2 separate regions of the Mus musculus genome follow, and region 2 is linked to region 1. The links are chromatin contacts, found by Hi-C or POLR2A ChIA-PET in ENCODE. All regions are on one chromosome and are shown on one strand. Each heading gives the region's core, a stretch centred on a gene start or an enhancer-like site at or near the end of the contact. The rest is flanking DNA. Distances are from core to core; before and after follow the strand shown.

Region 1 (3,133 bases), core at 220-2,719:
GATGCTAAAGGAGGACTTTGTGTGTCTCTGGGTGAATTATCTGTTCATTGTTCACCTGCCTGCTGGTTGCTAAGCTGCACAAAGGTTCGACTCTGTGACTGGATTCTTGTGTCTGACATAGCACCCAGCCTGCACAAAACATTTTGCTGGGGTAAATGTGTTTATAAGGTTCATAATTCATCTGAGGTATGAGCCTGTGGTACCAGCTTTCTTCTCTCATGAAGAGAGCCAAGTGCCGTCTGTTCTCTTTGGGGCTTTTGCCTGTAGTGGACAGTGAAGGCTGCTGGCTTGATCAAACACGTACCATGGTTCTAGCAAACATGCTTCCCCCTTCCCGGTTGTGCCCTTGTTTGACTTCATTCTATACAACTTGATTAGGGTCTCCTCTTAAGTCCCATCTCATGATAGTATTATTATTATATCCTTGAAGGTAGTAATTAGAGTTATGAAGAGTCGTTTTTTCCTGGTTCTTTTCCTGAGTGGCTGGACTTTAGCTAATTCATTTAATCTCCTTGAATCTTAGTATTTTCATCCTTTAAATGATAGTGAAGTGTGTCTTGCTGAATATTACCTGTTTCTGGTAAATGTGCAAAGAAATGACTGTCAAAGCAAGCAGAAAACTGCTAAATGAGCATAAAATCCAAAAAAATTTATCATTTTATGACTTTTGAAATTCATTATAATGCCTGACACTTTGCAGGCACCAGCCAACTGGTGCGCCTCCATCTATTATTTAATGTGGTGAGGGGATATGCTATCACTTGTCACCACTAAGGACCCACTAAATCTCATCTCATTCCATCCCCCCACTTCTCGTTTGATGAAGAGGAACCTGAGGCTAGGAAAGGTTAAGCAACACATTCAAGGTCACACAGCTAAGAGCCTGTGCTCTCACGGGGTTCCCACATTTGCCTTCCTCTGGTCCCAGAACAGGGACAGCTTCTGGTCATGCTAAGAGGTAAAGGATTCAGCCAGCTCTATGAAGGTATTAAAGGCAGAGCTGGGACCAGCGCGAGGCCTGTCGGCTGTCGGTCCAGTGCTCAGCTCCGGCTCCCTTTCTGGCAGAGGTGGACACCTGAGATAGAAGGAGGCTCTCGTAGCTTCTTCTGTTCTCACCTCTTGGAGGCGTGCCTCTCACGGTCCAGGTTTCTTTTTTGTCATCGAATATATTTATATTTATATTCCTTTCACAAAGGAGAAAATGGGAGCATAGAGAGATCGCCTGAGCTTTTCTCTTCCAGGTAGAACACTTCCACATACTGCAGTAAGAGGAGAAAGCCGGATGGTTGGAATTTGAATATGAGGAGACACGTTAGTGACAAGCAGTAAGGCTGAACTGGAAGAAGCCAGCCAATCCCCTTCCACTTCCTTCCTGAGGTCTTTGCCTCTTCTGAGCTTGGCTTAGCCCTGACCGGAGTGAGCTCAGACACGACAGAAAGAAAGAGGAAATAGATTGTGTTTGTCTGTGGTGCTAGAGTAAGATACGGAGCAACAGTCACCCTAAAGGCCAGCCTGGACTTCCCCAGCTGACATTTGCTTTACTCGGGGGATCGATAATCTTGGCCGCAACACCTACAAAACCTGGGCCTGAGCTGCCTCCATTTCCAGCCTGCTTGGGTTTCAGTTCTTTCCAAGGTATCATTTCCTGGTTGTTTCTTTGGCAGTTTCTTCTGCACCGGCAAGGTTTAGTGTGCCCGGGCGTTTACCAGGTGTTGGCTCCCCCCTGCTGTCAGAAAGAAGCATTGCAAGGACTTGACAAGTTGCGTGTATCTCATGAACTCAAGAACTCATTGTCTGGGAGTGCTTGTCTCACGTCTCCTCAACAAGACATTGACTGTCCACGCGAGTGGGTCCAAGATCGGTAGCCATCAGTGCTCAGTTCACACTGCTGTTTATGCATTAAGGGAGTCGGTTTATGGAGCAATCAACGTGGTTTAGCACGCAATGCTTTCTAATTTCTGAGAACTTGGGCCTTTTGTTAAGGCCACTCCCAGCCTTCCTGGCCTCCTCTGAGCAGGCAGCATGGATACTTCTGATCGCGGTGGGAGCTGAATCCACCTTAGGTGCCTTGACACTCTCAGGCTTTTTACAGCAGGTCACCAGAGACTGGAGTCCCTTCAGGGCTGAGGAAGTGGAAGGGTTTCATCAGTCTACTGAGAGCTACCGGCCACTTGAGGTCCTCAGGGTTGGAGAGGCTAAGTTTCCTTCTTATTTACATTGCTGAACTGTCCTAGAGCAGTGGTCCTGGGCTCCTGTTACCAGCTTCAGAGGCTTGTCTCAGCCCTTAGGGCAGGGGCTCTCAGCCTTTGAATAGAGACTCAACCCCTTTCGCAGGGTCGCAGAAGACCATGGGAAGACGTAGAAATTTACATTACAATTCATAAAGATAGCAAAATTAAAGTCATAAAGTAGCAATAAAATAATTTTATGGCTGGGGGTCACCACACCACGAGGAACTGTATTAAAGGGTCACAGCATCAGGAAGGCTGAGAGCCACCGCCTTAGGAGGCGTCTACATCTTCAGCTCATGCTCCGTCTCTTGTCTGGGCTTCTTGTTTTCCTTGCCTTTCAGGTTCCCATGTTCTTAAAGTCCTAGAGGTCATAGGTTCCCCAAAGCTTCTTTCCAAAGAATAAAGGCCACCGCCCACTACTCTATATTGTAAGCACGCACTGTCTCTTGGGTTCCTCCTCATTTGTGTGACTCAAGCCTTTCTTACCCCCATAGGTACTACTCGGGACTCTCTCCCAGGGTGCATTGCTTCTGCTCCAGCTAGAATATAAATAGCTGGCTGCCAGTCCCTGGGCCGTCCCCTCAATACTTCAAACTGTGTGTGCCAGGGAGGGATTCAGCCAGGAGCGCACAGAGATGGCTCAGAGACTCCGGCTTTCCAATGGCCTGTGTCACTCAGCAGGCCCCGAGCATCTGTAGATTCTAAGCAAACATTTTATTTTGTCTTTGTCTGCATTATGACATGGTTTGTGATCCCCCCCCCCCACTTATCACATCTGCAGTGTGTTGGGTGTCTACAGTGTTGGAGATGAGGCTGGGGCTGACGCTGTATTCTGGACGATGTTTCCCACAGGTGATTTGTGCTTTACCCAGCACAAGGGCAGCTTCTGGTCAGGCAGAGAG
Region 2 (3,133 bases), core at 447-2,946, 390 kb before region 1:
CTCATTTCCCAAAGCATCTCGCAAGCCCTGTAATATGAGGAATTTTTAACTTTGTTTTGTTTTGCTTTTTTACAGAGTCACACTATCCCAGGCTGGCCTCAAACTCATTACATAGTAAGGAGTGACCTGGAGTTTCTGAGTCCCTTCTTGCACCTCTCTTATGCTGAGTGGGATGGGACCACCACCATACCCAGTTATGAAGTACTGGGATTGAACCCAGGATTCTTTGCACGTTGGTGACAAACATGCCCTAATTTTAAATTTTAAATAAGAAAAGGAAAGAAATTGCCTACTGTTCTCAATCAAAAACACTGATATTTCTGCATCTAAAAAAAGTCAATTGCCACATTTAACAGACTAACAAGAGGCCTTGAGACACAATTACTACAGTTGCTGGTTTCTGTCTTTGAAAATACTCCAGATCACTCTTACGTATCCCTAGTAGAAACCTCATGGTTACAGACTGCTATTCCTTTTTAAATTTCCCATCTCTCCCTAAAATACACACACACACACACACACACACACACACACACACACACACACAAGTAGAGAACACAAATGTCTATAATAAAAACTGTACAAATGCCACAGCCACACATTAACTTTGTTTTAGAGAACTCAGATCTTTTTATAAGCAGCCCCTGAATTTGCAAAATAAAAGTCTTGTTTTGAGGCAGTACTCTCAGCTCACTTTATGAAATACCTTCAGCTAATCTAAGGCAAAGTAACAGATTTTCTGATTGGTACAAGCTTCATGGTAAATGATTGCACTACGGTATACAGATAGCATGCTATTTTAGAAAATGTCATGACTCAGTTAAGAATAGCTCTGCTCTTCAAACAATGGTGATTATGTGGAAATGACGCTTAGATAACTTATTTACATAGTAAACAGAAGTTAGAACTTTCTCTAACAATACAGGCGAATCAGTAGTAGCTTTGGGATAAAGGTTTACCAGGGTGCCTACTGTACTAGGCACTTAGTAGTTTTACAAACTACACATGCTCCGGGGTGCATGTGTGTGTGTATCAAACAACAATGCCTGACATTTGTAGAACACTGTCATTCCTCTCAGAACATGAGAACCCATGAGCGTCCCAGTTTTGCACTCCGGGGACACACACCTCTTAGAGTTAACCCTGACGGAGGTGTGACGGTTTGTTTGCGGCTCTGAGCTCCAGAGCGAAGCCTTTTGACTCACAATCTAATCATCATCTTCTCTCCTGGTTACTCCACAGTCCTACTCCAGTCCCACTGTAGGAATTTTATCTTAAAAAACTACTTGACGACTTCCTCTATCGTGCCTGCCCCGTAGTTCCGAAGCAAAGCGCGCGAACACACGCTTTACCGCTTGTCTGAAGTGCTCCGTCCGGGCACGTCCAAGTTCAAGACCGCCTGATAGGCGCGTTTCCTCGCGGCGGCGAGCGCCTGGGCTCCCCGGCCCTGCACCCCCGACCGCGCCCGCGGCTCGCAGGCTGACACCCGCCTTCCCCTGGCCCGAGGTACCCAGCTCTCGGCTGACCACGAACACACGGGACGCCATGGGGCGACGCCAACAGCTGAGCGGCAGAGGCCCCATGGCCCCACTCCCTCGCTGCATCCCGTCGCCTACCTGCCTGGGCCGCGACGCCGCCTCGCGCAGGGATCCCAGACTCGCGTCGGTGGCCTCTGGGATCCAGCGCCCACATCTTCGTCCCGCCCCCACAGGTTCCGCAGTCCCCGCCCTCCAGGCTAAGACACGCCCTCTTTTGCCTGGGCACGCCCCCGAGCTCACCCAGTAAGGCTCTGTCCTTCCAGGGCTCTCCTCAAGGCTCGGAACCCACGCCAGGCGGTCTCTCCGCCCCCAGCGCTGGGGTACCAGTGTGCGCTGCACCGCGCTGGTTCCACGGTGCAGCCCCTGCCCAGGCCTGGAGCCAAAGCTCTATCTCCGGATCTACGGTCTGTGCGACTACACGAGACAGACCTTTACAGCAAGGCAGAGCCTAGTAGAACCAGAGGAGCCAAACAGCAACTTCTTTAAGAAAACCCCAAAGCAGCTCAGGGAGCAAACATTCATCGGGAATGCCAGCTAGTAAAGAGATGCCAATAACGCACCTGGCCCCGGGTTTGGAATCACAAGCCGGATGCCTTTGGTGCCTAGTCCGGGTGCCGACTGGGTTGCCACACCCACTTGAGACTCACGCTTAAATTCTCCCTACCACACGATCTTGCTCAGGTATGCACATGGCTCTGTGCCTGCTGCAAGAATAGCCCAGTTTCACTCTGCGAGACTGGGATGAGTGGAACCTATTTCCCAGCACGATCTAACTGCCCCACCTCACCGCGCCCCGCCCCACTCCACCCCACCCACTCCATCCGACCTTGTGTCTGGTAACCAAACTTCCCTGGCTTGTTCACACAGAGGTACCAAAATAGAAGACTGCCACAGAGAGGTGTTTAATTACACATCGCGGATGACTGTCACCAGCCAACTCAACCAAGACTTGGAAAAAAAAAAAAAAGTCCCAATCCCTTGTGAAGCTATGAGGTGGGGACATGAGGTGGGGACAGTAAAAGGATTACTTTCTACCTGAGGGAGAAGTATTGACAATTCCTTTAAAATACTCCAGTGAGGAAATAAATGTAAATATGGTTTGGAATACATTGCAAACTCCATTGATCCCTTACCTAATGTGTATGTCTTTAAATGTAGACATGTGTGTTCTTTATTATTTTTCAAACTTCTTATCCTCCTACCCCTGCTTCTGGGGTGCAAGCATAGTCCTGAGCCAACACAAGTGGCATTTAATCTAGTCTGTTTGGAAAGTATCACAGATAGTTGTACAAGGTGAAATTCGGGACTAAAACAGCGTTTTTAAGATTTACATTTTGAAGTTTGCATCCACGAAGATTCTTTAGCAGGATGAAGATTTGAATTCCAAGATGAACGTTAATTAACATGCATGTGTTCTACTGCCCTCTCATGGGTAGGATGGAGCTACACCTAATGGTGAGAGGTGTCCTTTAAGTCTGAAGATAATACATAGTAATTTGTATTATTTTAGTGACTAGGAAGCCAACATGAAATAAAATCAGGTCCTTGATAAATATTCCCCGAAAAGCAATTTGAACTTCAAGAATGGGGAAGAG

What was found. A loop is a pair of places that touch in the nucleus more often than their neighbours do. ChIA-PET counts read pairs that join two places held with the same protein, here RNA polymerase II (POLR2A).
Region 2: a loop to region 1 is called in a map of v-Abl transformed pro-B cells, with 4 times the contacts of the local background. The contact joins the promoter of Dennd2c here to the enhancer-like site in region 1. A Hi-C loop is called at or near these places in 2 of 37 maps with a recorded cell type or tissue (both v-Abl transformed pro-B cells). POLR2A ChIA-PET finds 5 or more read pairs at or near these places in 1 of 5 experiments (embryonic stem cell).

Annotation. Positions count from the first base shown.
Region 1 is chr3:102,713,772-102,716,904 of GRCm38, reverse strand. No RefSeq gene overlaps it. Among named protein-coding and RNA genes, the nearest start is that of Tspan2, 19 kb to the left of the region's middle. Within about 2 kb of position 1,469, at least 1 of the 3 ENCODE cell types and tissues checked has a DNase peak (open chromatin) inside an H3K27ac peak, as active enhancers do.
Region 2 is chr3:103,101,222-103,104,354 of GRCm38, reverse strand. Dennd2c (DENN/MADD domain containing 2C) reads right to left here and starts at 1,696. Exons shown (of 19, transcript NM_001384113.1): 1 at 1,617-1,696.